2 separate regions of the Homo sapiens genome follow, and region 1 is linked to region 2. A link is an interaction called in ENCODE POLR2A ChIA-PET data of the cell type or tissue named here. Cell type or tissue: MCF 10A. All regions are shown on one strand. Links, peaks and the distances in the headings refer to the core of each region. The heading gives the core; the rest is flanking DNA.

Evidence for each region. ChIA-PET counts read pairs that join two places held together with the same protein. Peaks named below come from ENCODE experiments on the same cell type or tissue, not always from the same donor. Only the 100,000 strongest peaks of a DNase experiment are listed, where the experiment ranks them.
Region 1: POLR2A ChIA-PET joins it to region 2 with 15 read pairs; 8 of 35 experiments call an interaction of 5 or more read pairs at or near these places.

What each region holds. Positions count from the first base shown.
Region 1 is chr1:93,750,140-93,766,375 of GRCh38, forward strand. It overlaps a transcript of BCAR3 not described here. Among named protein-coding and RNA genes, the nearest start is that of BCAR3, 76 kb to the left of the region's middle. RefSeq lists an enhancer at 3,954-4,248. In MCF 10A, for the core only: no CTCF peak of the experiment used is centred there; DNase peaks (open chromatin) are centred at 4,502, 6,702 and 8,982.
Region 2 is chr1:93,685,969-93,702,204 of GRCh38, forward strand. It overlaps LOC102723480 (a long non-coding RNA gene), which reads left to right and starts at 7,183. Exons shown (of 4, transcript XR_947602.3): 1 at 7,183-7,547; 2 at 8,046-8,206; 3 at 8,311-8,477; 4 at 13,168-16,236. It also overlaps a transcript of BCAR3 not described here. RefSeq lists enhancers at 7,031-8,230, 7,240-7,409, 15,178-16,236, 15,601-16,236. In MCF 10A, for the core only: no CTCF peak of the experiment used is centred there; DNase peaks (open chromatin) are centred at 7,143, 7,503 and 8,283.

The DNA.
Region 1 (16,236 bases), core at 3,299-11,298, 64 kb after region 2:
GAAATCACAGAAGTTGTTCAAAGAGCAAACAGAGTTCTGATCAGACTGCTTCCTTCACTAAAGCCAACTGCTCAGGACTGCCTCCTTCAGCAAGGAACGGAAAACCACTGCATTTCAGGCACCAGCGAGGGCATCTTGTATAAACTCTTCATCTTGTAGCTCAGGGGAATGAAGTGGCAGCCTTTCCGAGGCTGTTTCCACATCTGCAAAATGGGATTTTGCTACCTGTCCTGCTCACCACTCAAAGGCACTGTGAGGATCAAGTGAATGTGCTTTTGAAACTGTAAACATTCTGTGAGCATAAGGCATTATTATTTTCTATAGTCACTATGACGGTTTTAAAATTCTTTAACAGTCTTCCCATCCAGAGCTGCCTTCTCTTTGAATACAGACAGCTGACCTTAGAGACTCACTTACAACCAACAGAATGCCACAACTTTCTGAGGCTAGGTCAGAAAAGGTGATTCTGCTTCTGCCTGCCTGGTTCTCTTGGGACACTTGCTCTGGGAGAAACCAGGCACTGTGTTAGAAGTCTAACTACCCTGAGACCACCACGCTGTGGGGAAGCCACACAGGGAGGCCACGTGTAGGCCCTCTGGCTAGCAGTCCTAACCAACAAGGCCCTCCCAGGTCAGGCTCAAGACATGTGAGTGAATGAGCTTTGAGGTGATTCCAGGTTCCAACAGTCAAGATACCCTGGATCTTTACCCTTCCCAGATGATGCCCCAGATATCGTGGAGCAGTGATGAGTCCTCTTTGCTGTGCCATTTCTGAATTTCTGACCCGCAGAATCCATAAGCTTGATAAAAAATAGTTGGGGTTTTTCTGCCACTAAATTTGTGCTGTGTGTGATGCAGCCATCGTAATCAGAACAGTCACACTGGGTAACAATGACCATGGTAACCAAGAAACACCACCAAACGCCCGGCACACCGGCAAGCCCTGCACACTCACCTCCCTTCATCCTGACCAGAACTCAGGGAGGAAGTCATCATTTTCCCTTCACACAGTGAGGAAACTGAAGACCAAGGGGCTAACAACTTCAGTTCCATGGGGAGGAAGTGGCAGAGCTGGGGCTGATACCTCGGCTTGGCTTAACTGCAAAGCCCACCCCTAAGCTGCAGCTGACTCCTCCCATGCAGTGGGTGACAGGAAGACTGTCAACATAAACCTCTGGACTTCCACTCTGACGGCCTTTCCCTTATGCCCTCATCTATTTGGTTCCCCTGGTTCCTCTCTTTTCCCACTTGCTACCTACAATACCCTTTTTTCAAGAAAGGAATGAAGCCTCTGCATTTTCTGACCTGGGTAACTTTATACCTGGTACCAAGCTGGCCTGGTATCACCAGAGAGGTTTCCAGACTATGGCAGCAATCCTGCCATGCCTCGGGCTCAAACAGCCATGTAACTTCACCTCAGAAGCCCTGCTTTGCCTCATAAACCTTGGCCAAGCCCATCGGACCTAGTTTTCTTCTAAACTGCAGGGAGAAAATATCAAATAATTCACAGAGCAACTCATTTACACATTCCAGTCTCCAAACATGCTGTATCACCCCTTTCCTCTTGGCCCCCAGAGCCATTAGCACACTTGTGACAAATTATCTAGAAGATTCCCCACATGCTGGTGCTCTCAGCCAGCCCCACAGGCTGGCAGCCTCCAGACTGCTCCAACACAAGGGCGTGTGGCTGGGGCTGCTGCCCTGGCAAGGCCTCCCCAGCCTGGCGGGGAACAGCCATGCCAGCTTTGGCTCTGGTATCTGTGGATGCCCTGGGTTACAGATCCGCCCACATGACCCAGATAGACGCATGTGATTTTGAATGTCTTTAGGAACACAGCTGAGAATGCATCTCTTTGCTGTGCACTTGAAGGTTTGCTTTGGCTTTTCACATTTATTCCCTGGGCAGTACCACCTACACACTCATTTCATCCAGCTCTCACCCACCCAAACCTCAGACACTTCTTGCTGGCAAGAGGCCACCCTCTTCAAAGGCAGGCATGAAAGAAGCTGGGCACTTACTCCTCCACTTAAAACTGTCACTACCACAGAGTGTGAAGGGAGCTGGTTTGTCCTACATTGAAATCTCCTGTAGAGGCCATTTCTGGTCTCTTGTCATGACTGTGATGCTCCTAAAAGGGCTATGACTACCCAACTAGCCCCTCTGCATTAGGAATGGCCCCAGAGCTCATGGGTAGGGAGCTGTGAGGTTTCTCCTTCCCAGGCTAGGGCCAATTCAAGTCAGCAATGAGCATCTACCTGGGCATTGGAAATACTAAGATGCATAAAACAAATTCCTGCCCCCACCCACGGCTGCAGACATTTGTCCTCAATCTTGACTTTCAGTTGTGCCATCACATGTCAATCGGTTGTGAAGTAATTTGTTATCAATAATAGGAAGTACCAAAGGTTTGAAATAGGAGTGCATTCAAAATAAGAATGAGCAAAGAGTGGATTCATGGGTATGCATACGGTATCATTGCTCTCATTTGCATTTGGACGCACTTTCTTTGATGAAGGAAAAAGTGTTGGAGAGGGGTGATCTGAGCTCTGTGACATTTGTGAGTGTTGTCTGTGAGCCCAGTGAAGGCAGGACGTTGGCTTGATCCACACATGGCCACACTCCATAGCTCTAACAAAGAGAGTGCCTCCTTCACCATTTCTCATAGAGAAGGGACTAAGCTTGACTTCTGTCTTTCAAGAAAACAGAAAAAGCAGTCGAAACTGTTGCCTTTTGACTCTGGCAAGATTTGTTTGTTGTTTGTTTAGGAAGAGAAGAGTACACTGGTTATAGCTATGGCAGTATTTTTTATTACTGCAGGCTTCACCTCTCTATTTGATATCTCACAGATGGCCCGTGATGAATCATGTGACGCACAGTGCTAAGTTAATCTCTCTAATGATATTAATGCTATTTACTTGTATTGTGCTTTAAAATTACAGTTTAAATGTGAACACTTTTGCATTCATTGACTCAGGTTCAACTTTAAGAACCTTTGAAGTAAGTCTTGTCTCTACCTACTGTGAAGAAATAACCTCAGAGAGGTCTTGCTCAAAGTCTATAGCAGGTGAATGATACAGCTGCGATTCAAATCCAGATCATGTGTTTCCAAGCGGTGTTTTTGTATTCCACTCAAGCTGTGTTGCACCCAACTTCATAACAGTGAAGAATAAAGATGCAGCTACACTTTCAACGTTGACATCTCAAGGAAATGTGGCCAGTTTCATATTGTTGGATGGGATGTCTCGCTGGCTTAGAGAAGCCTATCTCTTGGTAGTGGAGACACATCAACCTCTCTCTCCTCGGTCTGTCTTCTTGACTTTGTCTAGTGAGGCAGCCATTCTGCAGAATTTCATCTGCTTTAGGTATGCAGACCCTGCACTGCATGCGCGCATATGCACGCGGGTACACACACACACACACACACACACACACACACACACACACACACACACGGGACTAGGACTATTCCAGACTTGGCAGGGGGACTTTAATGGGGAGCTCAACCCACTGACTGCCTGAGAGCCCAGAAGTGTCATTTCTGACTATCTAAAGACCAGAGCATCTACTTGCTGCCATGGTTGGCTGCTGGGCTGGTTTTGGGGTTCTTTTGCATTACGGGCTTATGGGTACTTTAATGTGACTTAAATCACAGGAAATCTTGCAGAGAAGAGCAGATAAGAAATGCTCCCACAACCTTGCTCCCTTCCCCCAACACACATGTACACGTACACATACACACACACACACACACACACACATGCACCCTTCTGCACACCTACAGCAGGCACTGGCTCTGTGACTAAGATGCTCCTCCCAGGGAGTCACCTTTGGCAGGTGCCTGGACTGTGACATGGGCCACTGAACTGCTCATCATTCGTCTTTCAAAGCCAAGGACTTTTCACTCCTCAGCAAAGTATTTCTCAATCAAAATGCTTATTGAACTTAAAACTGAATGGCCATCTAAAGGTTGGGACTAGCACTCCCACAGTCGAAGAAATGAAACTTTTGGCTTTGCTGATGCTGAGTCTTGGCTCAAGGTTCTGAGGCTGGATGAAATTCTGCCCTGTACTTGCAAACATTTGCAGAACTGCTCAGTCAGCCTTCCGGGAAAACCATGCCCACATCCTACTGGATTCCTCTAGCTTTGGTGTTGTCAACACAGAGATCACTGAGAGTTTAACTCCAAATCGCAGGCCTCCATTGTTCCCTGAACACAAAGGGCAAGAGAGAGAGTAATCAGATAACAAATGATGAAATTATGGTTTTTAGTGGAAATACCTTCCATTTCTACAGCACTTCATCTTTTTGGAGAGCTTGCATAATATGGTTTGACCCACAAAACATATCTCAGAGGTGAAATTGAGCCAGACTTACTTTTTTATCTCCATTGTGCAGATGAAGAATCAGAAATATATACAGTCAATGATGACTCACATATATGACAGTGGTCCCATAAGATTATAATGGAGCTGAAAAATTCCTGTTGTCTAGTGATGTCATAGCTGTGGTAACATCGCAGTGCAGTGCATTCCTCACATGTTTGTGGTGATGCTGGTGTAAACAAACATATTGCACTGCCAGTCATAGAGAAGCCTAGCACATACAATTATGTAGAGTACTCCATAATTGATGATAATAAATGACTATGATACTTGTTTATGTGTTTATTATACTATAATTTTATGTTATTTTAGAGTGTACCCCTACTAAAAAAAAGTTAACTGTAAAACAGCCTCAGGCAGTTGCTTCAGGAGGTATTCCAGAAGAAGGTACTGTTATCCTAGGAGAGGACAGCTCCATGTATGTTGCCCCTGAAGACCTTCCAGTGGGACAAGATGTGGAGGTGAAACACAGTGATGCTGATCATCCTGACCCTGCCTAGGCTGAGGCTAATCGTGTGTGCTTGTGTCTTAGTTTTTAACAAAACAAAAAACTTAAAAACTAAAAATATTAAGTAAAAAATTTTAAAAATAGAAAAAAGCTTAACAAATATGAATATAAAGAAAATATTTTTGCATAGCTGTATAACATGTTTGTGTGTTGTGTTATGAAAGAATCAAAAAAGTTAAAAAAATAAAACATTTATAAAGTTAAAAAGTTAATGTATTATTGAAGAAAGAAAAATAAAGTTTTAAAATAAATTTAGTGTAGCCTGAGTGTACAGTGTTTATAAAGTCCTCAGTAGTGCACAGTAATGTCCTAGGCCTTCACATTCACTCACCACTCACTCACTGACTCACCCAGAACAACTTCCAGTCCTGCAAGCTCCATTCATGGTAAGTGCCCTATACAGGTGTACCATTTTAAATCTTTATATTGTAGCTCTACTGTATCTTTTCTATGTTCAGACATGTTTAGATACACAAATACTTAGCATTCTGATGCAGTTGCCTACAGTATTCAGTACAGTAACATGCTGTAAAGGTTTGTAGCCTAGGAACAATAGGCTATAGTCTATAGCAGAGGTATGCAGCAGGTTATACCATCTAGGTTTGTGTAAGTGCACTTTATGATGTTTGCACAATGATAAAATCACCTAATAATGCATTTTTCCAAATGTATCCCCATCATTAAGCTACACACGACTATATATAAAAAGATATAGAGTGAAGAGGTATGTGTGTGTTGTACGTGTGCGTGTGCATGTGTGTGCGTGCATGCAAAAGGGAGGAAACATTTAATCACTTAAAATTATCTAAGATAATATCTAATGACAGGGACTTTTGTATCATTTAAATTTTTTGTTGTGTCCCATCTCGAGGTTATCTGGAGTCACACTGACTCCAGGGCTCAAGCCAAACAGAGTGGAAATTCCCACAGCAGGAGCCAGCTTGCTACTGAAGTTCACCTGCTCTTGACAAGTAAGAGTGGGGAGAATACGTCCCCAGTTTCATGGGCTTTGTGGCTCTCCTGTCTAGAGCCTCTGACAATTTCAGTGAATTGTGGAGAACTGCCAATAGCACAGACAAAATGCACAGAACTGATAAGCAGGATTTGAGAGTGATCTATAACCTAAAAGAACCAAATTAAGCTGCTCTTTAATTGCATGCAGTGGTCTAGAATTGTTTTCTTTCCCCCTTGTGTGTTAGTGCCCTTGGTGGCTTGGGTTCCCCTTCTCTTAGAAAACAATGGTTGGCCCAGGGTCACCCAAAGGCTGTTATTGGAGTGTTCACTCTTAACCCCTTCCCAAGCCATTCTATCTCTGTAATACCACTCCCTGGTCTAATAATCAACACCCCACCACCCTGAAGTCGTCCAGAACCCTCCTTTGCATGGGACACGAATGGCTGGTGCTTCATGCCAGGAACCACCCTGGTGACTAACCGAAGAGCCCAGCACCACTTTATGTTATACAAGTTCTTGTAAATTTTGCATTTCATTTCTCCTATTCTCTGGGATCTCTTAAAAGGTGGGGGAAAAGCTGATAAAGCAAGTCAGTATATGTGCTAATTTTCCAATTCCAATTAAAATGGTTATAAAACATTTTTAAAAATTACTTTTGAACAAAAACCTTAACAGAAACTGAAAGGGCCTTGGTTAGTTCCTAAGAGGCAATATTCCATTTGGAAAGAAGTGTGTCTGTGCCCACTGTCCATGCTCCATAAGGAACACTCCAGGGAATGCCCAGGTGCAGCCTCTGGGAAGGGTTAGAGTGATTTTTGGCATCAACAGCACTCAGAGAGTCTCATGGCTTTGATGACTAGTCCCTGGCATTCCTATGGCTGCTGTGCCAAGTGCTATGTAATGGTTATCCCCAAATGTGGGGGTGCCTGGCCTTACAAAATTTACACTCTAGGCTTCTAGAGTTGCCTGGAATGGAAAAGGCAGAGATGCTGAGCTGGACTGGCCTCTTTGGAGTTAGGGAGGGGTGGGGAGGACCTGCAGGCATGTCCCCTGACTAGCTGCAGTTCCAGTTCAGCTCCCACAGTAGGAAAGTCTCTGCCGGTTGGGGTCTGTTCTGGGTCTGATGGGCAGGTTAGTGTGTTTTAGCCTCTGGAATCCATGTTGAGGTGCAAAGAGGAAGACCTTTACTCCTGTCTTCTGTTATAGTGAGGAGTGGTCTTCCAAAAGGGGCACACAATCATGGGGCCTGGGGGCTGAAGCCCGGCCAAAGAAGTTGGGCCAGGCCTACCTGATGACCTCTCTCCTCCACACCACTCTTCTCCCACAGAGGAGTGGAGCAGACAGCAGCTCCCCCCATTTTCTCTTTTCTCTGATGTCCACTTTGCGTTCACATCTCACTCCACTGAGACAGCTGCTGGGAAGTCTCGCTGCACCAATTCCGAGGCCAACTTTCAAGGGAGAGAAGCAATGACTGGGAGGGAAGTTTGCCTAGGCAACAAGGAGTAAGATCATTTTGCAATATGTGTTGGGTTAACTGTTGTATAAATAGTTGACCCTTCAGCGAGCATCACGACTCCTCTGCACTTCATTTTTTCTCCTCTTCCTTCAATTGGGAAAAGGCAATCCTGCATGGGTTGCAGAGGGCTAGGCAGGCATCCTCCAGAGTCAACTCTTCCTCCTCTGGGTCATTCATTCATCACCCTCCCAATCTCTTGGGTGTACAGTCTCCAGGCATTGCTTCTCCCACCACACAGCTTCCTTGCTGGTGTGAGAGTAGCCTGCAGAATGCACATGCTGGCCTCTGTGCTGGCAGCCTCTTGCCCATTATTTCTAAGTGCCATGGGTCAGGTTGTCTGGGAAACAGACTTTGAGAAGGAAATTTACATGCAAATGTGCTCTTGGGAACAATACCCATGAGGGAGAGAAAGGAGGCTCGGACACAAGGTTGAGTAGTGCAAAATCGTACTAGAGGCCTCAACTGATCTCACGGGGAGCTCTGAAGCCAAGTTGGCCCTTCAGAGATATCTTGAATGGAGGGAAAGGAGGAGCCCTTGGTACTGCTGCATCGTCCACTTGTGCCTGGGGCATGTAACTTTTGGGAGGCAGCTCCCACTGGCTGAAGGCAACTCCCAGGGAAGGACCGACCCATCAGCAGGCAGCACTCCCGAAGTCAGGAGGACTAGTGTCTTGGTTCATAAGGGAGATGAGGGCAGCCTGCCTAGCATTTGTACCTGTCAGAGACCAGAGAAAGAGGAGTATAAAGCTGCGGCCTCTGGTCTGCACTGCTCTAGGTCAACGCCTTGGCCTGATCCATCAGGATACAGGGCCAGGGGAGGACAAAGAAGAGTTTCCAGGGAGCCCTGCCAGTGGCTGGAAAAGAACAAGTGTCAGCTGGAAGCTGCAGGGCAGACCCAGTGTGAAGAAGAACTGGCTGCCATCTTGTAGATGGAGCCCAGACGACCAGCTTAAGCCTAACAGGAGAGTTCCAGTGCAGACAAAGAGTTGGTCTGGAAAACACCCCTAATCGGGAGCCAGTTCTATGATGGTCTAAATCTATGACACTTTCACTAGATTCTCAAAGGTGATTACAACCTTACTCTGCTTTGCACTTCCTAGTGTATGTCATTTTTAAAGCATAGCAGACTCATAGGCACTGGGTGAGGAGAATAGCTGAGAAATGTTCTTGGGAACTGAGAAATACTGACCAAAGCTAGGAGTGATGTCTGCCTATCAGCGTTCACCAAGTCACTTTATCAGGTCCAGTGTGGTTCTCTGCTCTGTGTTCACCCCCTGGGTATCACTGCCACCTATCTTTATTTTTCTATTGCATTTGGGAGGAGGGACAGTGGGTGGCAACTGAGGAGAGGCTGTTAGAGAACCGAATAGGAGAAAAGTCCAGCTGTCTGCACTGTGAACCTTTCTCAGGCCATCAGGGGGCTGGTTGGCCAGATGCCAGGGAATGGTGGAAGGTTCTGGGCCTGCATTTCCTAGCCAAGAGCATTCAGTGTATAACTCTTAGCACCCTGTTATCCCTCTCCCAACACTATTGTGCAAAATTAGGTATAACCCCAGCCAGTCATTATCCCCAAACTAACCTCACAAGCATACATCACAGGCTGATGCAACCCACATCCTGCGGCACAGTTAGCCGGCCCCTGACAACAATGTTTAAAGTGTGGCCAAGGGTGAAATATTGCCTCACTGGTCTGAAAAGGCTTTTGCCACCAACAAAAAACCATTATGATAACAGGAAGGCGCCGAAAGCTAAGCATAGTATAGACAGGAAAGATCTCTCTTTCTCTACCCTTCACAAAAAAGAGAGAGGTTTTTAACCCTCCAGTGTCCGGCTAATTTCCTAAGTAACACTGGCCAAGGGTAACTGCAGCACCACACTGAGCTGGGCATTCAGGAGGGGCAGGAGTAGTTCTTGGCTGGAAGGCTGTCTGCCAGACAGCACCAGAGGTGGCACCTGGCTGTGTTACCAAGCGGCCTCTATGGGTGCTAGGGGAAGGAGTGTGTGGAGCAGAGAGTACCATTGGGGCCTCACAAGCAATTTTTGCTTTTTAAGTTTCCTGTTTTTTCTTCATTTTCATGCCAACTGCATCAATCAAACATTTAAATAACCAAATGACAAATGTTGCTGGAAAGCCCACTAGGTACCTGTCAAGCACCACACTAAATGATTCAGGGGAGAGAAGGAACACACCTGCCCTTGCGTTATTTGGAAGAAGATAATACACATAAGAAAGAGAAAATGATAGCCTGATGAGCTGCCATGAGCACACCAGAAAGCCACACAGGAGGTGCTGCTGAGGTCCAGGGCTGGAACAGACCAGTGGCTCATTTTTCCTTTTAGGTCCCACTGTCTACCATGGTCCACGTGGACCATCAGCCACATGCCTTGCCCCTCGCTGGTCTCAAAGGTGGCATGAAATGGAAATATGGTCAATCAGAGATCTCCATTCCTTGGGCCACAGTGAAAGGTCCAGGGATAAACTGGACCTATCCAGTGAGTGGGTCAGTAGGTCAGGGAAAGCTTGCTGGAGGAAGGGTAACTTACGTAAACTAGGTGTGAAAGCAGGAACAGGATTCAGATAAAAAAGCAGGTGTTCCAGGCAGAGACCCAGCAAGTGCCTGGCATACAAAAGGCCATGGTGAATGAATGAATAAATGTGGCCCACAGGAAAAAAAAAAGGCATTTCTGGAGTTTTCGGGCTAACCATTCAGAGAGGTCATCTAAGAGACAAATAGGGGAAGGGAGGGTTGAAAAGAAAGATTAGAATCAAAGGAAGTCTTGCACTAGGAATTAAGGTATTTGACTTTGATCTTTCATGATTTTCAGTGGGGACTCAGCAATAATCCAGCTTATAAGGCGATAAAGGTCTGACTTCGGGTGAGACTCAATGAGAAGTGGGGAGCAGGAGGGTGTCTTCCAGGTATAAAGCATGATGAAGCATGGTAGCAGGTGCTTTACTCACTCCAGTTAGGATGGAAAGGAAGGGACAGATATGAGAGACATTATGGAGACTAATAAAATAAAGATAAATTTGAGAAATCAAATTTGGATGCTGTTGTGGTTGCATTAGATTTAGTTGCAAATGGTAAAAACCTATATAAATTAGCTTAAAAAAAAAAAGAAGAAGGAATGTATTAGCCATGTCACTAGGAAGTGTAAGGAAACTTCTTGCTGCAGGCACAGCTCCACTCATGGCCAGGCTCCTTCTGTGGGCAGGCAAGTGTTCTAGGCAGCCCCAGACTCATCTCCCAGCAAACATAGGTGAGCTTTCCCATGACCTCTGGTAGAAAGGTCCCAGGAGAGACTCTGATTGGCCAGGCCTTGGTCAGGAGTTCATCCCTGGACCTATCACTGTGGCCCAAGGAATAGAGGTCTCTGATTGGCCAGATTTCCATTTCATGGCACCTTTGAGGCCAGAGAGGAGCAAGGCATGTGACTGATGGTCCACATGGACCATGGTAGACAGTGGGAACTAAAAGGAAATATAAGCCACTCCTGTTGGAAGAAGTGAGATGGGACAGCATGTAGGACACTCAGAAATGATAACTACTGTGGTTTTATGCTGGGGCCATTAACACAAATATGGAAAGCAGGAACTTAGGGTCAAGGAGATGATTTTAGGCATGTGGAGTAGAATCCTGCTGGGACAGAGCTGGTGGCAGGAGTCTGCCCCCTGTAGAGACACAAGGCTGAGATGACGGGGGTGTGGAACCTCCACTCCCTAGAACACTAAATCTCCAAAGCAGTTTCCACCTATTTCTGCTGACCCCAACGTCCTGAGCCAGTTTTGTCTTTAAAAAGTTGGAACCAGTGAACACAACCAGTGTAGAACTGCTCAGAGAGGAGGTCTGGCCTCCTGAGGCTGAAGCTCCAACCCTGCTTCTGAAATTCACCCACCCCTTCCCCACTGAGATTAATACCTAACACCTTAGTAGGTGCCATCCTATCACCAAAGGACACTCCAGCTCAGGCAAGGACCACCCTGGACCTGCTGAAACCACAGGCTGGTCTTTGGTTGAAGTCTTTTCTTTGTTTTCACCATGAGAGCAGGCGTAAGTGGTGACCCAGAAAGGCTTGGAGACAGATGAATTACCTTGAGAGCACCTAGCCCTGCAGTTACTGTGTGCCCTCAGCCATCCCAGCTGGGGCAGCCACGGCAAACCCCCGAGCTCAAGCCAGCCAAGCCAGCATGAATGTGGTCTTCTAATGTTTCACTTTCATGGGTAATCTGAACATCCCCAGGCCACCTTCCTGTGGATCCTGTTTAATTCCAAAGAAATTCAATAACACAAAGATCGTGTTCTTACCCCACTTGCCTACATGCCCATGAGCCAGTCCATTGATTACATCAATAGCATCCTCCCTGCTATTCCTGTCCCCTTCCGGTTTTCTCTCATTGATATCCTCACCCAAGAAGCCACTTGAGGGTACCATACTGCTGTCTGGGCTCTCAGGGTTTATGATAAGAGCACCAGCATGCAGGCCCACAGTGCTGACTTCCTGCAAGAGTTGGGATCATGGTTTTCTCCCTGACTCTGTGCCACACCTTGTCACCAGGGTCCCACAGAAGCAGAATATGTGCTCTAAGTATCACAAAGTACCTCATGAAAATAGCTCTTTAAACTTTTTCCTTCAAGCTCTCTCTCCATAGGGGCTGAAGACAGCAGCACCAGGGACCAGGCTGAAGACAGACACATCTCACTCCTCCATTGTCCTTCTCTCACTTTCATGATGCACAGTTAACAAGCAAGAGATCTTTCCACCTCCTTTGCTAAGAAATGAAAGCCTCCATGCACATCAACTCATGCTAACAGACCCCTGAAGGGTCACTGTCCCCAGCTCTGCTCTGTGCACCATCCACATACAGAAAGACAAAACTGTCAAGCAAGGCTCCCCATCATGGTGACCATAGAATTGGGTCAGAACTCAGAACCATTCTGCTGAGAGCTCGTGTACACCCAGTGGCAGTAGCAGTGGATGCAGACAAGTTAGCAAGGGCAGCAGGAGGACATGTGCTGATGGCCACACCTGGCTAAGACCCAGAGCCAGGCAAAGGCAGGCCAGGCCACAGAGGGACCTGACGTGCTACGGACTCATGCTTCTCTGCTGAAATGACACCCTTCACCCCGAACCCAATCATTGTCACGTCCTACCACATATTCCATCCCCAACCCCAATACTCTCTGAAAAACCCTTGTTCTCCTCCCATATTGCTTCCTCCTCCCTCTTCTCTGCAAAGATGGCCCTTCAAACCCCAGCCTGATCCCAACCTCTTTCCCAAAGCCTCTTCTAAGTTGCCTCACCCACTCTCTCTCTCTCCCTCCTGAATCATAGTCAATTAATCTCCCAGTCCCCTCCATTCCACCTCAAGCTCCTTCAAATCTCCTCTCTTCTCTCCACCTTAGCTTAGGCTCCCCCATCTCTTGTCAAATGACCACTCCTTGCCTGTTCTTCCTGCTTTCTCTCTTGCCCCTTTCAATCTATTCTCTACACTGTGGGGTTCATTCCAAAAGACAAATACAATCATGTCATGATCTACATAAACTCTTCTACAATAGCCAACACTGTTTTTCTATTTTGTTTTGTTTTTTGAGACAGGGTCTTGCTTGTTACAAGTGTGGTAGCATGAACACAGCTCACTGTAACCTCAAACTCCCAGGCTCAGGCAATCCTCCCACCTCAGCCTCCAGAGTAGCTAGGATTACAGGTGCACGTCACCACACATGGCTAATTTTTAAATGTTTTTTAGAGTTGGGGTCTCACCATGTTGCCCAGGCTGGTCTTGAACTGCTTGCCTCACGTGATCCTCCTGCCTCGGCCTCCCAAAGTGCTGGGATTATAGACATGAGCATTGCAGCCAGCCTGCTAACACTTACTGTTGAATGCCTACTGCATGCTAGGCTCTGTTCTAAGTGCTTACATGCAAAATGTGTTGAAATCTCACAATAACCTCATGAAGTAGGCATTATTTCTCCCATTTCATAAAGGAGAACACTGAGGCCAAGAAAGGTTAAGTAACCTGGCTAAGGTCATACAACTAGTGACAGAGCCAGAATTTGAACTCAAGCCTCCAGGCTTTAAATTCCTCACTCTCGAGCAATGCACAGTAATTATACTGCTTCTCAGTTGTTCTCCAGTCTTCTTAGCTCATTTTTCTGGCTCCTGCCCACCTCTCTCTCCAGACTCATCCATTTTCACTTGCCCACATGCAGCTTTGCTCCCTCTTCCACCCCACTGGTGTGCCAGTAAATATTTAACATTGGCTTTCTGGAACATAAAGGCCTGACTTGCAGCATTTGCCAACCTCCATGGTGTAAATGCTACCACTATGGCCGATTTCAAGCTATGAATATGATGTCACTGAATGCAGAGTTGGGAAGAGATGCGCACAATCAGTCTGTGAGCTGAGCTGGCAGGAGCTGGCTCCAGCACACCACTGATGGGATCCAGCTCTGTCACCCTCCATGACTCCACTTGTCAAGGATGGACTACCTTGGACCTCACACACCCCTCCACCTGATCACACATAGATCCGGAAAGTGCTGTTGAAAGCCCACATTTATTTCTTGTCCACCACTGGAAATCTTAAGGCAGAACTGAAGGCTGCTGTCATTTCCAGACAGGCCCCTGTCTCCTGCTTGCCACAGCAGATTTGACTCATCACAGCCCCTGCCCTCCTCCACCAGAACACCCCACGCTGCTGCCTGGGTCTGTGTGTCTGCGCTTCTCAATCCTCCCACACTTCCAGGGGGCCCATCTCTTCTCATTCCTTCCTGTGATGATGTTTCTGGAATATGGATGTCCCATAGGCCCCTCCCATTCAGCCATTCTTAGGCCTCCTTCATCCTCTTTCTCCATAGACCCAACCCTTCCTCCATGTCCCAGTCTCTGACACCGCCATTCATCGCATCAGCCAAGCTAGGAACATGGGCATGATCTGAGACCTCCCTCCCCTCTCCCACCCCAGCCCAGGCACCAAGCCCTACAGAGTCTACCCTTGTGATATCTGTGGCCTCCATCTCCTGCCTCTCACAGTCACATCTCTGCTGCGGCTATCACCACTCTCTTCCTGAATTGCTGCCACAGTCTTCCACCTATGTGCCTCTGCTCAGGCCCATCCCCACATCGCTACCAGGAGACCTGGCTCCCCATGACACCAAGCCTGCCCCTCCTGCCTCTCTCCTCAGTGCCTAGGGTGCCCAGAGTCCTTGCCTCTCACCCGGGCTTCCACACCTACCTGGGTTCTTCAGTGTGGGGGACCTGGTCAGAATGCTTCCTCTCTTCAATTTTGGTATCTAGCTCTCCTTTGGGCTCTGTATATGCCCCTGATTGAGCACTTCTGCCTCCTAAGTGGGAGTCTGGGTCCAGAGGTTTCCTCTTGCCCGGTCTACCCCAGGCCACATCCACAGTCCTAGGGGAAGGTGTCCGCCCCACTGTAGCACACATGTTTGCATCTCCTGTTCAAGTGGGACCTCGCTCTTACGCCAGGCAGCCCTAAGGATTGAGCTCCCCTGCTCAGAGGTCAGAGGATATCCCCAAGGTCAGGATGAGCTTCAGTGGACATCCCGGGGGCTACTCCTAGGGGAGGTGGCTAAAGGTGGGCATAGCTCATAGCTAGGACCCTGTATTTTCCTCCCAACTCCTAATTAAGGACCAAGTGGTTTACCCAAAAAAAGTACTTGCTTTCCCTTTGTGTGTCTCCAGTGCTGTGTACAATAACCACTCCTACTAGGTGTGGCTTGAGAATAACATTTTCTTAATAAATATTTAATGTGGTGTTACCATAGAAACCACACTCACCATATAAGAATGGTCAGTTTTCACAGCCTCACAATCAAATGTTAATATTAATACTACCTACTGAGACTACAGCACATTTCCCTGGTCTTGGTTATTCTGAATCTTGTGGGACCTGGGGCCATCTCTAGGATCACCAGTCAGCATCTCTTTTCTTTAAACTACTCTACTGAGATATGATTGACAGGTAGAAAACTGGACATAGTTAATGTATACAACCTGATGACTCTGTAGATACCACCTGTGAAACCATCGACACCATTCACCAAGGCCATCCATCACCTCTCAAAGTTTCCTCCCACTCCCTTTATTATTATTATCATTATTTTTGTGTGTGTGGTAAGAACACTTAACATAAGGTCTACCTTCTTAGCAATTTTTTTTTTTTTTTAGAGAGAGTCTTGCTGTCACACAGGCTGGAGTGCAGTGGCACAATCTTGGCTCACTGCAACCTCCGCCTCCCAGGTTCAAGCGATTCTCCTGCCTCAGCCTCCTGAGTAGCTGGGACTATAGGCGCCCACCACCATGCCCGGCTAATTTTTGTATTTTTAGTAGAGATGGGGTTTCACCATATTGACTGGGCTGGTCTCAAACTCCTGACCTTGTGATCCACCCACCTCGGCCTCCCTAAGTGCTGAGATTACAGGCATAAGCCACCGCTCCTGGCCTGCAAATTTTAAGTATATAATATAGCATTCAAAGCTACAGGCACTATGGTGTATAGTAGATCTCCAGAACTTATTTGTCTTGTGTAACGGAAACTTTGTACCCTTTGACCATCATCTCCCCTTTCCCCTTCTGCCAATCGCTGGCAACCACCATGCTACTCTGCTTCCATGAGTTTGACCAACATCTTTAAATGCAGTACCAGGTCACAGAGATGTGTGGGATAGTCAGTTTACAGAACAACCCTGTGGAGAGAGTTTCCTCAGAGGAAACCACATTGGTGACCCCTCCTAACTCATCCAGAGCCACCTGAGCCAGTGAATTAAAAGCTCTTTGTAGAGAAGTGATGACTTGGGACAAATGCATTAGGTAACACTAAGTGTGCATGTGTTTGGGGTAAAGTGTTGGAGGAC
Region 2 (16,236 bases), core at 3,524-11,523:
CTTACCAATTATCTAGGACCTCTTTCCACATTAGGAAGTTTAGCTCTTTGTGCTATGAGCTTCACATATTTTTCAATGATAATATTAAAAGGGGTGACATATGCAAAATACTGTTATTTTAGGAAGCAAGTAGAATGAATTAGAGAAGTGAGAGACAAGTTGGGGGCACTGATCAGAAGGCTATGGAATCACTTCTTGCCAAATGACAAGGGCTTTCTCTAGGCTGGTGGGAATAGAGGTAAAAGGCCAAAGTTATTACAAAGAAATAATTGACAAGAGTTATTAATTAGCTCCAGGCACTGTGGTGCATGCCTGTAGTACCAGCTACTCGGGAGGCTGAGGTAGAGGATCACTTCAGCCAGGAACTTGAGGCTATAGTATGCTATGATTGTGCCTGTGCATAGCCACTGCACTCCAGCCTGGGCAATACAGTGAGCCCCATTACAAAAAAAAAGTTAATAATTAGCAATGATAACAATTACGATAACATTAGCTGTACTTGGTTTAGAAGTAACTACATGCCAACTACTATGCTAAGTGCTTTACAAGCTTTAAGCCATTAATCGATACTTGCCCCATTTCACAAATGAGAAAAGTGACTTTACCAATTAAGAAACTTACTCAAGTTCAAATGAGATTTAAATGGCAGAACCAAAGCTAACCCCAGGTCTGTCTGACCCCTGCTGCTTGGCAGAGTGGAGGAGAATTATCAAAGGTCTTCAGTCAGAGTGCCTGAGTAACTGCCTGGCTTGGCAACAGATGTCAAAGCTGGAGAACAGCTCCCTTTGGCTGGAGGGACAAACTCAGTTTTAGAAACGCTGAGCATTTTTCAAAGCTCATTCTTGTCCATGACCACTCTTGCTATAGTGTCTTTGTGAGTCAAAGAGGGTAGTATCCCTATTTTACTGGTGAGAAGACTCAGGTACCACAAACTAAATAACCAGATGTTCTATTCCCTAGGAAACCTTCCCTGACACCCAGCATAGGTCAGGTTCCCCAGTTAAATGTGCCTTACAGCACCCTCTCCTTCCTGGAATTTGTCACAGCCAGTAATTATTCATTTCCGTTATTGCTGTTGAATACCTGTTGCTCTATAGACTCTAAGATCTATATCTGGTTTTGCCTTTGTTTTGTTCTTAGTTTGGGGCCTGGCACTCAGTACTTATTGAATGAATGAACTCCTTTGGCTTTTCACCTTTATATTACATCATAAATCTCCCCATAGGCTAAATAAATATAATCCCCTGGATGTTGGTCATGCTATAAACAATTTTAGAATTCAAACTTCTTCAAGTCCACAACCAGGCTTCATCTAAACATTTATTTTATTTTTATTTTTATTTATATATTTCTTTTTGAGATGGAGTCTCGCTCTGTCACCCAGGCTGGAGTGCAGTAGCATGATCTCAGCTAACTGCAAACTCCGTCTCTTGGGTTCAAACGATTCTCCCGCCTTAGCCTCCCAAGTAGCTGGGACTACAGGTGTGCGCCACAATGCCAGGCTAATTTTTGTATTTTTGTAGAGACGGGATTTCGCCATGTTGGCCAGGCTGGTCTTGAACTCCTGACCTCAAATGATCCACCCACCCCAGCCTCCCAAAGTGCTGAGATTACAGGCGTGAGCCATCACACCCAGCCACACTTAAATTTTTAAATATTGCAACCCTGGGTTCCTTTGCCCAAGAGACACATGAACAGACAACATAACAATGACTTCTGAGCAGCACAAAAGCCTTTGTCAGGGAGCACTCAACCTGGAGTTGATCCCTTCCTGCCACAAAGTAATTGGTTGAGTCCCATCCCGTAACAGCACTAATTAACAGGCAGCTGGGGTAGGCATTAGATGAAATGCACTTTAACAAAGAACAATCCCTAAAGTTCTTGCTTTGCCAAGCCCTAACAGTAACAGGTAAGGAATAACAAGTGCTTAAGCTATCACCAAGGAAGATCAATCAGAAAAGCTGAACTTGAACAACTGCAGAAAGAAAGATAGAGAATTCCCTGAAGTTAATATATCATAACTACTGATACAAAGAGCTGGCAACACTGATATGGACCAGAAAGGCAAAATTCTGCAATATTTTCAGAAGTCTTACCCTCTAGGTGCCTGCCCCTGAAGAGCTAGCCATGAACTTGGTGTCCAGTCTACTAGGCAGGGAAGTCAACTCAGCTTCCAAAAGGCCTGTGTGATAGCTGCATACTTACTATCACGTTGGCCAGAGAAATCATTGTCTGAGGACTATGGCTTACTAAACCTCAGTAAATACTATTGAATAAATAGTGACAGAGTGAAGAAAAGATGAACTTCTTGACAACATAGGCTCATTTTCTATGCAAAGTACACCTCAACCTGATTGTCTATATTTGAACCACCCATTTCAAGACTTACTCTTATCACCGGACTCTGGAGCCTGTTTCCCATTTACATCCTCAGTCTAATTACTAGCTTTTTTTTTTCACTAATTATCTTCTTAATTCAACAATTCAAAGAAATACACCAAAACGTCTCTGGATAGGAATTCCAGATGATTTAATTTCCTCATTTACACAGCTTTCCTTTCCAGTTTTTCCTTACAGTAAGCGTGTGTGTGTCTGTGTATATATATATGTATGTTTTTTTTTACATTACTTATTTATTTATTTTTGAGACAAAGTCTCACTCTGTTGGCCAGGCTGGAGTGCGGTGGAGCCATGACAGCTCACTGCAGCCTCCATCTTCTGGGTTCAAGCAACTCTCCTGCCTCAGCCTCCCTAGTAGCTGGGATTACAGGCGTGTGCCACCACACCTGGCTAAGGTTTTTTTGTTTGTTTTTGTTTGTTTGTTTGTTTGTTTGTTTTTTGTATTTTTAGTAGAGACAGGGTTTCACCACGTTGGCCAGGCTGCTCTCAAACTCCTGACCTCAGGTGATCTGCCCACCTTGGCCTCCCAAAGTGCTGGGATTACAAGTGTGAGCCACCATGCCTGGCCAGCATATATTATTTTTATCATGTAAAATGTTACTTAAAAACAAATTCAAAAACATATTTTAAAAATATAAACAAAGTTTTAAAAATTCATTGAGCATCTACCATATGGAAAGCATCACTAGCCCTGGGAGGTATGAAAGTGATCACATTACCAGGACTTTCATCCTAGCAGGGAACATGGCATGGATCTGGAGTGAGAGAAGGATGAGCTGCAGCAGAGCTCCCAGTGCTGTGGGAACGCAGAGAAGGGAGAGATTAAAAGTGCTGGGGGCTGGGCGTGGTGGCTCATGCCTGTAATCCCAGCACTTTGGGAGGTTGAGGCCAGTGGATCACCTGAGGTCAGAGGTTCGAGACCAGCCTGGCCAACATGGTGAAATCTGCCTCTACTAAAAATACAAAAATTAGTGCTCACTTTGGCAGCACATATACTAAAAAAAATATAAAAATTAGCCGGGTGTGGTGGCACGCGTCTGTAGTCCCAGCTACTCAGGAGGCTAAGGCAGGAGAATCACCTGAACCTGGGAGACGGAGGTAGCAGTGAGCCGAGATCGCACCATTGCACTCTAGCCTAGCAAACAAGAGCAAAACTACATCTCAAAAAAAAAAAAAAAGTGCTGGGGACAGACTGTTGATGCTGGTGATGCCCATAAAAATAAAGAAGAGGGAGGAGTTGTAGGGGGGCAGGGAGCTTGATTATGGAAATGAAGAGAGAGGAAACAAATGTATGTAAAACCTAGTGGCGATGGCCACCTGACTGCCTTCTTGAGTTATGACCGGAAAGGGCTCAGTTTAGATGCTTCAGGCTACCCTGGGGTTGGGGGTGGGTGGTGATGATGAGCTGTGCTGCCTTGTTCTAGCGCAGGAGGAATGCAGATGGTTGAGGGAAATGCAGGGAACAGAAAGCATTTATGCTTCACCAACTCCCCTATACAGAAGGAGCCAGACTGACAGAAAAACCTGACTTGCTTGGATGTACCAACTCAGTCTCTGAGAGCAAAGTCAGCCTTCCAGGGGTTCACTTTCCTGTACATACTAAGATAAACATCCTAAAATGCTCATGGCAGCATCATTTACAGATAATCTGTAGAGGAATTATTTAATTATAGCACATCTATACCTGGCATGCACTCTGCAGCTGATAAGAATGAGGTAATTCCATAGGTACCGATAGGCAGCTGTGAAACGTTAGGTGAAAAATACAAGTTGCCCTTTTCATGTGAAAATAACAGACTTCTGTAATTGTGTGCATTTGTGTGGGATTATGTACAAATGTCTTGAAGAATTTCCTCCCATCAAACCGAGAAGTGAAGCTGACTGGTGAGCACAAAGGGATGCTCCTTTTCTTTCATGTTATTCTAAACTGACTTTTTTCTGATTATCACTAATTACTTTTATTTTGTTTTATAATTTACACAGTGCTTACTATGTGCCTGGTACTGTTCTAAGAACCCTACATACATTAACTCATTTGATTTTGACAATAATCTTATAAGGTGGCACTGTTCTTTTCCCCTTTTACAGATGAGGACATGGTCCTTGCCCAGGTCATATAGCAATATGTAAAGGAGCTGAGCTCTGAACCCAGGCCATCTAGTTCAGACTTTGTGCTCTTAATCACTAGGGTTCAGTGCCTCAAAAAGACTAAATAAACAAATAGCACTGCTTTTAGAATCAGACACATCTGCATTTGAATCCCAGATTTTGCAAGTTAGCTGTGCAATTCCTAGCAACTGTCTGAATTCTAGATCAGTTTCCCCATATGTAAGATGAGGATAATAGTTACATACCTCATGATGCTGTTGTGAAAATTACAAAAAATATGTTTAGTGCCAGGCACTTAGTGAGCACTTGATAAATGTAGACTATTTTGACTATCGAGATTAAACTACTAGGCCTTTAATGTATATTCGTTTTCTAGGCCATTTTCTTGACTGGCTGCCTGACATTATTGGGTGCTTCAAGGGTGAGTGGAAAGGGGGAACTTGGGAAAAAGGGGGAATCTGACTGAAAAAGTAGAAAATGCTAAATTAACACTTCTGTTTCACAGTTTTGCCTAAACCGAGTCCAATTAAACCATTAAGATGAATAATATGTGTATGAGTTTTAGAGTCATTCTGGGGTAAAATATCACTATACTCAGGAGGAGAATATGGAGCCTCAGGGATTGCCCAAGGCCACTGAGCAAATTACATAGCAGAGCCAGGACTGAAGGTGAGACATTCTAATTCCACATCCCATCCTCTTTCCACAACACCCACTGCCTGAGCCAGTGTGGGGCTATCAGGGTTGGGAAGTGGTGACTTCAGCCTCTCAGAAGGAAAGCATTATAGAAATGATAGTGGTAATGGTCCCACTGGGGAACAGCCTCCCATTACTTCACAGGCTGCTGTTGCTGAGTGGGAAAAATGGTCTCCCCTGCACTTCAGAGCTAAATCGAAGCAGGGGCAAGTATGACAGACACACCCCTTCCCTGTGGGGTACACACAGCCTGGGGTCAGATTACTGTCCCTTTCTCTCGGCTGTTTAAGGTGCTTATTTTTACAGGAGTTATCATTCTACAAAGCAGGACACAATCCACCCTGCAAGAGACAGGCGGCCTTGGCAGGCAGGTGGTTGCCAGTGGGTGGTGGGAGGGGCCAGATTAGAGCCTTGGTCCTTGCTCCCAGCTCAGCAGCCTCCTGCTTGTGCCTGTTCCTTCCTCATTTTCCACCCAGGAGCAGAAGGGGCAGGCAGAGCCCAGGAAGGAATGTGCATCTGTGAGGCTCTGACCAGCAGCCCATTTTTCAGGCTCAGTCAATCCCTGCAAAGTAAGGGTCATTATCCCATTTTCCAGGAAAAAAAAAATGCAAATGGAAATGGACAGGAAAGACCAAGAGTTCTCAGCCTTTTTTCTAATAAGACATGAATATGTACAATTCACTCCCACGTGAGTGGCAGGGGTGTACGATCCCACACCATTCTCTTTCACTCAAGAGACCTTTTGCTGCTAAAATGTGGACAACTCTTAAAGCTGGACTTGGTTACACTATTCTCTCTACTTTTGCATATGGTTGAAAAATGCCATGATGAAAAGTTAAATAATGTTTCTAAAATTCCTTTGGAATGCAAGTGAGTGAAAGTGGTGCTATGATAAAGACAATCTAGGGTTGGCCAGTTTGATTTTTAAATAAGTGATTTATAACTGACACTGCATCATTAGGAATGAAGTGCTCGCCGCACAGCTCGGCATCCAGTGCAAGAGCAGCTGGCACAGCAAGCTGGAGGGCTGCAAGAGGCTGTCAGTTTGGCCCTTTCCTCTCTGGTTCCTTCCTCACAGGAACCCCCCTCCCCAGTGCACACACAGCTGCTGTGGGGCACTGCTTTTGCCTCCTCTTGTGTGGTAACCATTTGGAACTGCTTTTAATGGTGCTGTCGACAGTACTGAGGTTTCCAAATGGTAAGAATAATTTCCAGATAGTAACACAGTCAAGCATAAGGAGACACACAAGAATTGGCCTAGGTGTCTGCAAAGAGGGAGAGAGCACCAAAGGTTCTGATGGGGGAAACACAAACTAAATATGAATCATAAAAGCTATGCTTACCAGCCCAGGGCTAAGAACTTTGTGTGCATCATCTGAGTTAATCCTTTCAGCAACCTAGAGAGGTGGGGGTTATTAAGCCCTTTTTATAGACGAGAAAATGAAAGCACAAAAAGGCAGAGTAACCAGCCAAGTTCACAGAGCTGGGATGTGGAGCTCCCTAAACTGGCCTCCCTGACTCCACTGCCCACTTCATCTCCCAGTGTGAACCCTTGTTCCTCAGAGTGAGTGGGAGAGTTTGGGGTTGATTGCTTGAGCGTGGTGTGGAATGGCACAGTGAATCTTAAGAGAAGCAAGCAAGCTGGGTTAGGTAAACTTAGCCCAGTGCCTGGCACTTGCTAGGCATTCCATAGATATTTGAGATTTGGACTTTTGAACAGAGTTTCAGACATAGGGTCAGAGTGTGTGGGGGTCTCAAGCAGGTCAGGAACCACAGTCAAGCCTCTACATACACTTGAATTTTCCCCATGGCAGGAACCCACATTGAAGGTTCACAGGTGTGTCCTAGCGCCGTCCTGGGGCTGTGGAGCAGCTGCCTCTCCAGTGCCCGGGGTTTGCCATAAATGCCGAATCTCAGCCCCACCCTAAGGCACTGACTCAGAACCCACATTTTAACAAGCCTCCCAGTGACCTGTGTGAGAGGCACTGCTCCAACTCAACAACCCTCCTGCAAGGGAGCAAGCCAGCAGTCATCCTTCTACCCAGTACAGGGGAAATTTCTTTTTCCTGTACTAGGCTTAGGGAATAGCACTTTGGGGGGCTAACCCCTGGTGCTGCCCTAACCTCTTCCTCACAAAACCTTTCATACAGCTGTGAGAGGCAAACTTCTCAGTTGTCAGCATTTCCAGGAAGAAAGAACCCCTTGAGTGATCTCCATGTGACCTCGTCTGTCTCAGGTTCATGAACATGAAGGTGAGAGCAGCTCTTCCTCACAGCATGACCAGGCAGTGACAAACACGCCACATGGAAGGAAATGAGTGAACAATCCTCGCATATTCTGAAGTGAGTCATTGGCCTTTCTTGTGGACTGGGTACTGGATGATTAAATTTCTGGTTTCTGTTTCTTATTTCAGAATATATTGATGATGAACACATAGCGTCCCCCAAAGTGCAAGGTGCTGGGGACAACAGATCAGGTGGTCCTTTAAAACACTTTATACAAAAATAATATTATACTGTTACCACCTTGGTAACACAGTAAAAATAGAGGACAGGTAAGATGCCTCTGTAAACACGGACTGCTGTGATTTTGGTGACTAGTAGGGGGCAGAAACTCGAAAGTAGCTCCAGGGACGCTCACCTCTTGTGCTCCTATCCCACTGTCCATCTCCCATCTGCTCTGGGCTCTCAGTGTGGAGTGGAGCTGATAGTGGTCTCCACCACCAAGGCTCTGCCTCTTGCTTGAGCCCCTGAGCACCTACTCTTGGCACTCTGTGTGCTTTGCCCACTTAATCCTCACGACAGCTCTTTGAGGCAGGTATTATTATCCCTATTTTATAGATGAGGAGATTGAGGTGCAAAGAGAGGCTAAGTTGCCCAAGGTTGCATGTCTAAAAAGTATCAGAGGATGAGAATACAGATCTGACCAGGATTCTAAAGCCCACGTCATTCCCTCCACACCTGGTAGCTTCAGCCTTGCCCAGCTCCTGGTGGAACTTCCGGTAAGGGATGCTCACAGAGCACAGGGTGGGGAGCTCCCCTGGCACGTGGAAATCACATCACACTGTTGGCTGGCAACTCCACTTCCATGTCAATCTGGTGCCAGCTCCGGGATCCTGAAATGCCCTGCATGAATCATCAAGGGACAAAAAGAGGAGACTTTCCAGGGACTGACGCCCTCCCAGCCACCGTGGGATCCCGGCTACTGTGACTGAGCCCAGTCATGACTCCAGAGTGCTTCACATCACATCATTCTTTCTCAGCATCCAAAATGTGAGTCCTCTGGGCATGAATTCTCTCCTCCACTCCACTCTCCATGGCTCTCCTGGTCCCTTCCTCTTTCTTCTCCCTACCCCTTTCTTTTCCAAACCTCTCATCCATTCTTCTCTATAGTCCCCTTCTCCATACTTGGAGGCCTATGCCTTCTTAATATCAACCTTCTCCAACTTTCCTGATCATTAAAGTCACCTGATCATCAGAATCATGCACATCCCCTGGCTCCTGTCCCAGAGGTCTGAATTGGAGAGATCCAAGTGAGACCTGGCAGCCAATGTTTAACAAGAGCCCATGTGTCCTTATGATCAAACACATTTGGGAGACCCCAAACCACACTCCTCCTGTTGTAATCCACCAAACACTGTTCCTAATTCACCCTGGAAATGGCTGGGGTCCTCAAAGCCACCCACTCCTGTCCTGTGACAGCACCTCCAATGCTCCAGCCTCAAAGTAAAATGACCTCCCAACTCTGATCACCTTCACCTGTGCTCCACCTCAGCCTACACTCTGGCCCACCTGGGCCTTGTTATTCCCTGGGACTGCTCCTCCCCTGACATCGTCAGGCCAATAGCCTCTTTCTGCCCACATTCCCCTCGCCCTCCCACATTCCTGTTCCCTGGCACCTGGCCCTTGAGCATAATCCTGTCATGCATCGACATCATTCTGGTCTATCAGGCCCCTCCTGGGCTTCCTTCTTCCTTCCCTGCCCACCCATGGTTAATCACATGAGCCAGTTTGTTGTCAGTCTGGACCCATATCCTTCTGTTGTACTTACTCAGGAACGCTCAGATTAATTCATTCCATCTTCTCTGAAATCTTCAGAGAAACCCCACAACCCTGCAGGCCCACCCCATCACAAATCTAGGGTAAGCTCAACTTCATCTAGAATTAGAGCCCATGAGGCCATCAGGCTCCAACTCCCACTCCTTTTCCCCCTACAATGGAACTGACATCACTGTCAACCTCTCCACCTGTCTCTTCACTGTCTCACTCCTGTGGTTCAGTAGAAACCCACCCAGTATGTTCTTGCTGCCATCCATCCCATTCCCATCCCACTCTATCATCACCCTCTTTCTCTCTATCTTTAATGCCTCCCTCTCAGCTGGCTGTTCCAGCTCAGCCAGTTAAGCTGCTCAAGTTTCCCTTGCCCTGAACAGCTTGCTCAATTTTATGCCCCTATCTACCATCTTTATCCAATCTCCTGTCTTCCTTTCACTGAAGGCTCTGTAATTCTCTGCAGTCAGGCCTGCCTCAGCCCCTCCTCTGAAATTGCGCTCCCTGAGGTTGATAATGACTTCTTCAGTGTATGATCCTGTGGACAGGATTCAGAACTTGTGTTACTTGGCTTTTCTGCTATATTTGACATTGTTGACTGCTTCCTCTTTTGTGAATCTTTCAGCTCTTGTGACCTCTGAGACACCGTTTTCTCCTGACTCTTTTGCTACCTCTCTGACAGTTTCCAGCCTGTCTTTCTGTGTGTCCTCTTTCCCCAACCACCTTGAAAATGGGCATATCCAGGTCCTGCACTTGGTCTACTCTGCCTGGTTATCACACATACTTCCACAGTATAATGCAACCTGCTACTGCTTCTCTCTTTTTTTTTTTTTCTTGAGACAGGATCTTGCTTTGTCGCCCAGGCTGGAGTGCAGTGGCAAAATCAAAGCTCATTGTAGCCTTGACCTCCCATGCTCAAGCAGCCTCAGCCTCCCGAGTAGTTGGAATTACAGGCATGAGCCACTGTGCCCAGCTCTGCCTCTTTAGCTTAGTTTTCACATCCAAATGGTTTGCTAAATGTTGATTATGGGACAGACGGTTTAAAATTTGCACACTCCACAGCCAGCTTCCTCTTCTCTTGAATTCCCACATATTAGGATGGCATCTCCATCCAGCTATTGCCCAAGCTGGAACCCTGGGAACCACCCTGGGTCCCAGTCTCTCTCCATTTCTACCCGCACACAAATAACACACAGCCAATCTCTCACCAAGGCCTGGGGACTTTATCCCTAAGGAATCCTCAAAGTCATGCCCTCCTCTCCTTCCCCCACCACCACTCTGGCCCAGGGTCCCTTCCTCTCTCGCCTGGACTCTCCATTGCTTCCCAGCTGGTCTCCCTCCCTCCCATCCTGCCCTTCTCCATTCTGTCTTCCATGCAGGCCCCAGAGTGATGTTTCTGAAAGGCAAGCTTGATCCATCCCTCTACCACTTAAAGCCCTTCAAGAGCTTCTTGCCACCCATAAGTGGAAATTCAAATTCCTCAGGATGCTTCCCCTGAACTCACCCTTTATTTGGTGCCTCCAAGCCATTGCTCCTACAGTTTCTTTCATTCTCTATCTAACCAACTCCCATCCCTTGCCCAGGCATCGTGTCCCCAGCAACTTCTCTTTTGGCTCTGGGTTGGCACTTCTCAAGCGTGTTCCTGTGTTACTTTCCACTTACCAGATTATATGGTAAATCCAGCTATTAGCTGTGGAGAGAAAGTTTGAAGACTGTTTTAAGGTGTTACAGCCTCCTCCAGCCCTGATTGATACTCAGTGACTGGGAGCTGGCGTCTCCGTGCACCCACAAATGTGTCTGAAGCCAGCCCTCCTCTCCTCCCTTAGCCTCTCACAGTGAAGCAGCAGGACCACCCAGGTACAGCGCACCTCGAGCTCTGCCCCTCAAAGGGAGTGGCCTCTCCTGGCTATTGGCAAAGCTACCAGAAACTTGGCTTCAGACCATTCACATCTAAACAGGTGGTCCAGATATTCTGGCAGGGATGTGCATGTGAGTTTAAAAGGGGGAGAGATGGAATCATAAAATGCCATGTTTTCAGACTACCCTAAACCCTAAGGGCTTAGGCTGTTCCTATTTGTGTAACCCAGTTGTGAGGGGATAGTCCAGCTGGGAGGGAGGGCGTAGCCCACTTACCTGCCCACCTCAGGCATCCTGAGATGCCAGAGCAGGCACCCAGGACGCTGTTTATAAGACAGCCTACATGCCCTGCTGGGAGGAAAGTGAAGAGGCCGAGATTGATGCCAGAGGCCCCAGGACTTGGGGACGCACTCTCTTGAACAGTCTTGGGGGCACTGCCATCAGCCTTGGATAGGTGGGGGATTCTCACTACTATAGGAGATGGGGAGACCTTCACCTGGGCCTGATGTGCTGAATGATGCCAGAGAGAATACTATACAATTGGACTCTGTGGCATCCTTCAAGTGTCCTCTGACCCAGCCCTGGAATGGGTCACAAGCCCCTTTAAAGAGAGGGCTAGGCCGGGCGTGGTGACTCAAGCCTGTAATCCCAGCACTTTGGGAGGCCGAGACGACGGATCACCTGGGGTCAGGAGTTCGACACCAGCCTGACCAACATGGCGAAACCCCATCTCTACTAAAAACACAAAATTAGCCAGGCATGGTGGCGCATGCCTGTAATCCCAGCTACTCGGGAGGCTAAGGCAGGAGAATCGCTTGAACCCAGGAGGCAGAGGTTGTCGTGAGCCGAGATCGTGCCATTGCACTCCAGCCTAGGCAACAAGAGCAAAACTCTGTCTCAAAACAAAAACAAAAACAAAAAAACAAAACAAAGAGAGGGCTAGAAAAGCTGGCACATCCAGGCTACCTTCTGTGTCCTACTGAAAGCCAGCTCTGCTCACAGGAAGGGCTACGGCGGAGGCAGGAGAAGCAAGTTCAGAGGAGGCAGCAGCGGAAGCAGGATGGCCAGTCCTGACCACTGAAGCAGAGCATGGGAAGCAGGACAAGGCAGCTCAGCCAAGGGGGCAACTGGGGGCTGAAATCTAGCCTATGCACCTGTATCACAAGCTGTGTGTCCTGGCGCAGGACTGCATTTGCTGGGGAAAGGGGAGCCTATTTCTAATCTGCAAAAAGGTACCATTTTGGATTGTCACAACCTTGACAGATAAGACACTGGTAGCAGCCATGAGAAAGTTTAGGAGAACATAAAAGGAACCCAGGATCTGGTGATAGATGACAAGGGCTTTGGGATCCCCAAGGACCTTACTGGGTGGGGGCTTAGAATTTCAGCCCATTGAGATGCTTCCCAGGCCTGTGACTGTGCCCTACTCCTCCTTTAACCCCTTCAGGACCATCCCACTCACTCCAAGCCTACCCCAACCACGAGGCCTCCGTGGCCAGAGGAGAGAAGGCAATATACTCATGACTGTGGCCCTGGCCACCTAAACTCCAACAACCCATTCCTGAGTGGGGTGGAGGATACTTGATAAAGAGAGGTGTCCTTAGTCTGCCCTGTGACTGCCACTGTGCTCAGCCTTTAGCATCAACCTTCGCTGCTAAGTCAAGTCTGTGGCCAATCTGTCTGTGGCCTAATGTCAGGTGAAAGGGGGCTGTTGAGTTTTCTCCTTTTGTTTCATTCGTATTTATAGCTTTACCTTAACAGCATCCACTACTGACGACAGCCCACAGGTTCTAACCTGCCCAGGAGCTTCTAGGAAGATTATAGCCTTGTTCTGAAAGCTAACAGCACACAACACAAGGGAATCGTGCCTCCTGCTTTTTTGGCTTGGTACAGAAGGTGGACAGGCAAGTGGAGCACCCTCTTAGGCATAGACAGGGAGGGGATGCAGCGCAGGGGACCTAGCTTTTCTGAACCCCTGCTTTCTGCTGTACATATATGTTCATATTTAATTCTCCAACAACCCTGTAAAACAAGTATCATTATCTCCATTTTACAGATGAAGGAACTGAACCTCAGAGAGAAGAGATAACCCTGGTCGGCCAGTAAACTGTAGAGATCCAATTTGAATTCTCCCCTCTGTCTGGCTCCGACACATGGGGTTTTCTTAACTCACACTGTGTCACCTGCAGAGTGTTTCCCTTCGGGGGAGAGAAACCCAAAATAGTGAAAACGAACAGAAAAAGTTTGAAGAGTTCTGCTTCGGCACTTGAAGCCAATCTCCCTACAGTCTTCTTCCTGTTCATGCTTCCAAGATGCTATCAGGGAGGCTGGGCGCTGGGGACATTTACACTCCTTGCCTCCCCAACCCCAACCTCGAGGATTTCTGTAGGGGTGAAATCACCTCATTAAAGCTGTACCTTGTTGCGGGGGCGGGGGTGGATGGGCAGAAGAACTCATGAGGTGATCATATACCGGCCTCAGTGATTCTCTCCTCCTCCCGGCCCCATGTCTTGTTTTTAAACTCCAGCAAGGAAGAATCTTCTTTCCCTCCAGCCAGCCTTTCAACCCACTGCTCAAACAAAGCATTTTCTCTCAGAGGATGATTGCCAAGACCCACAGTTTAGTTCATGTGGGAGTGGAGAGGGGCCATAAATAATAATAGCCAAGTTTACTGAGTGCTTATTATGTAATAGCCAAGCACTGTTCCAGAGACATTACATATAGACCCATTTCACACACACAGGTGCACACACACACACACACATACACACAGTACAAATGAGGAAACAGACCCAGAGAGGTTGCCCGCCATTTGCCAGCTCTTATGAAGGGACTTGGACAGCCTGGCTCCCAGATGCTGCCCTGCCTCTCAAAGATCATCTCCCCTGGCTACCCCACCCCATTTTACAGGTAAGGCAATGAGCCCAGGGAGGTGAGGGACTTGCCTGGCCAGTCAAGGGCAGAGCTAGTCAAGTTGTCAGATCTTCTGACCAAAAAACCCAAGGCTTTTTCCTCCACCCTGGGGGCTCAGCACACCCAAGACTCCAGGAGTATGCCAATTGCACTTCACCCAGTTCAAAGTTTAGATCCCCCCTAATGCTTTAAACTAGAAAATTCTTTTTTTTTCTTTTGAGACAGGGTCTAGCCTTGTTGCCCACGTTGGAGTGCAGTGGTGTAATCTTGGCTCACTGCAGCCTCCTCCTCCTGAGCTCAAGCCATCCTCCCACCTCAGCCTCCTGAGTAGCTGGGACCACAGGGGCACACCCCTACACCTGGCTAATTTTTATAATTTTGTAGAGATAGTCTCAAACTCCTGAGCTCAAGAGATCTGCCTGCCTCAGCCTTTCAAAGTGCTAGGATTACAGGCATGAGCCACTGCGCCTGGCCTAGGAAATCCTTAAATGCCTATTTATTTGGACATGCCACTGGCAGACATCTGCACTGTACCTGAGCATCCCCGATGGGCTCATAGAATGCTAACTATAGCTTCCACCTATAGGTTAAACAGAGATTCTGCCCCTCTCCCCTCCTTGGCAGATGGATACAAACAGAAGCCAGGAGGAACAGCAGCACCTCACACATCTAGTAGCACTCCGGCAACGACTCTGAATACTCCCTGCAAGGCCGGCAAATATTTTGATAATCTTTCCCCTACAGGATTCTCCTGTGGAGAACAAATGGACACAGTCGGGAGCTGTCTTTCAGCGGAATTCCACAGGAAGAAACATTTCATCAGTGGAGAGGGTTTTGACTCAGGCCTTTTGGGGAGGGAAGCAGATTGCTCTGAGCTACTGCGGAGGGTAGGCTCTGCCCACAGGCGTCTGCCGTCCCCTCAGGACCTAGCGCAGGGCAGGCATGTGGGCACCCTCAGCGGACCTCACCAGGTGGGAGGCAGATGGTGTGCTGTTAAAAGCACAGCCTTCGGGGCAGCCAAACCTGGGTTTTGAGCAGTGGCTCTGCTGCTTGAAGCTGTGTGACCTTGGGCAAATTCCTTCACCTCTCTGCTCCTGTTTCCCCACTGTAAAATGGGCGTAATGAGAATATTTGCCTCTTGGACTGGCCCTTGAGAATTAGACCCAATGATGTCAAAGGAGCATGGAGCACAGGGCCTGCCACACGCAGGCACTGAATAACCACAGCGGTCATCGTGAGGTCCCCACTTGCCTTGAAGGGAGCTGTGTGGCTGAGTTCTCCGCTGTCACTGGTTCCCTTATTGAGCTTGCCTTAGGGGGCCCAAGGCCTCCTTCCAACCCAAAACGTGCCTTCGAGAGGGGCAGAGACCGGCCACCCCACGTGTCTTCCATTGGAATGGAAGTCAGGGTTCACCAGGCTGGGGGAGGGCATTGATGCCCTCATGTGCATCGGTCTGTTGGGCCCTGAGAAAAGCCCTAAAGATGCCTGGCAGGGGACATCTCTTCACAATGACATATTATTATTTTGAAAAAGATGAAGCCGAATTAGCAAGCATTTATAAAAAGTGGAAACAAAATGAAGCCACTGGGACAAAAGAGACACTGCACAGACCAACCACCGTGTGTGATGAGGGGCTGGGCAGGCCCACAGGGGCCTGTTTTATGTGGTGGCCCTCTTTGTCCCCACTCTGCCTGCTTCCCAGGCCTGCCCCTGGGCCTCTCTCCAAGGATGATTCTGTCTCCATTTTTGGTATCTACAGGCCTTGTGGGACTGGGAGGACTGAACTGGGCCCAGCATTCTCCAGGTGACTCACCAGGCAGGCCATGCAGAAAAGCCACTTCCTGCATCCCTGAGTGGCCAGTCATCCTCCTGGTACCTGCCTTAAGAACATGTGAGCCACCCTCAGGGGCAGGGTGGGACTGGGCTGTGCTCCAGGCATGGGCACCACATAGAGAAGGGCTGAGTGAGTGTAGTGGAAGAACCCAGGCCATCCAGGAGCCTGTGGCTTGGGGTGGGGTTGGGGGTGGACACAGTGTTCCTGGTGCTTTCTCCACAAAAGAAACCTCACCTTCCTAAAGCTATCGATCCACCCACTGGCGCTGTGGCAATGAAATTCTCACGGGGGAAAGTCTCAGGGCCAGCATACCTACCCCTGCACACTTCATGCCCCCAAGCACAGCACGCCATTGCAGCAGGCCCCTTCCTGAAGCTG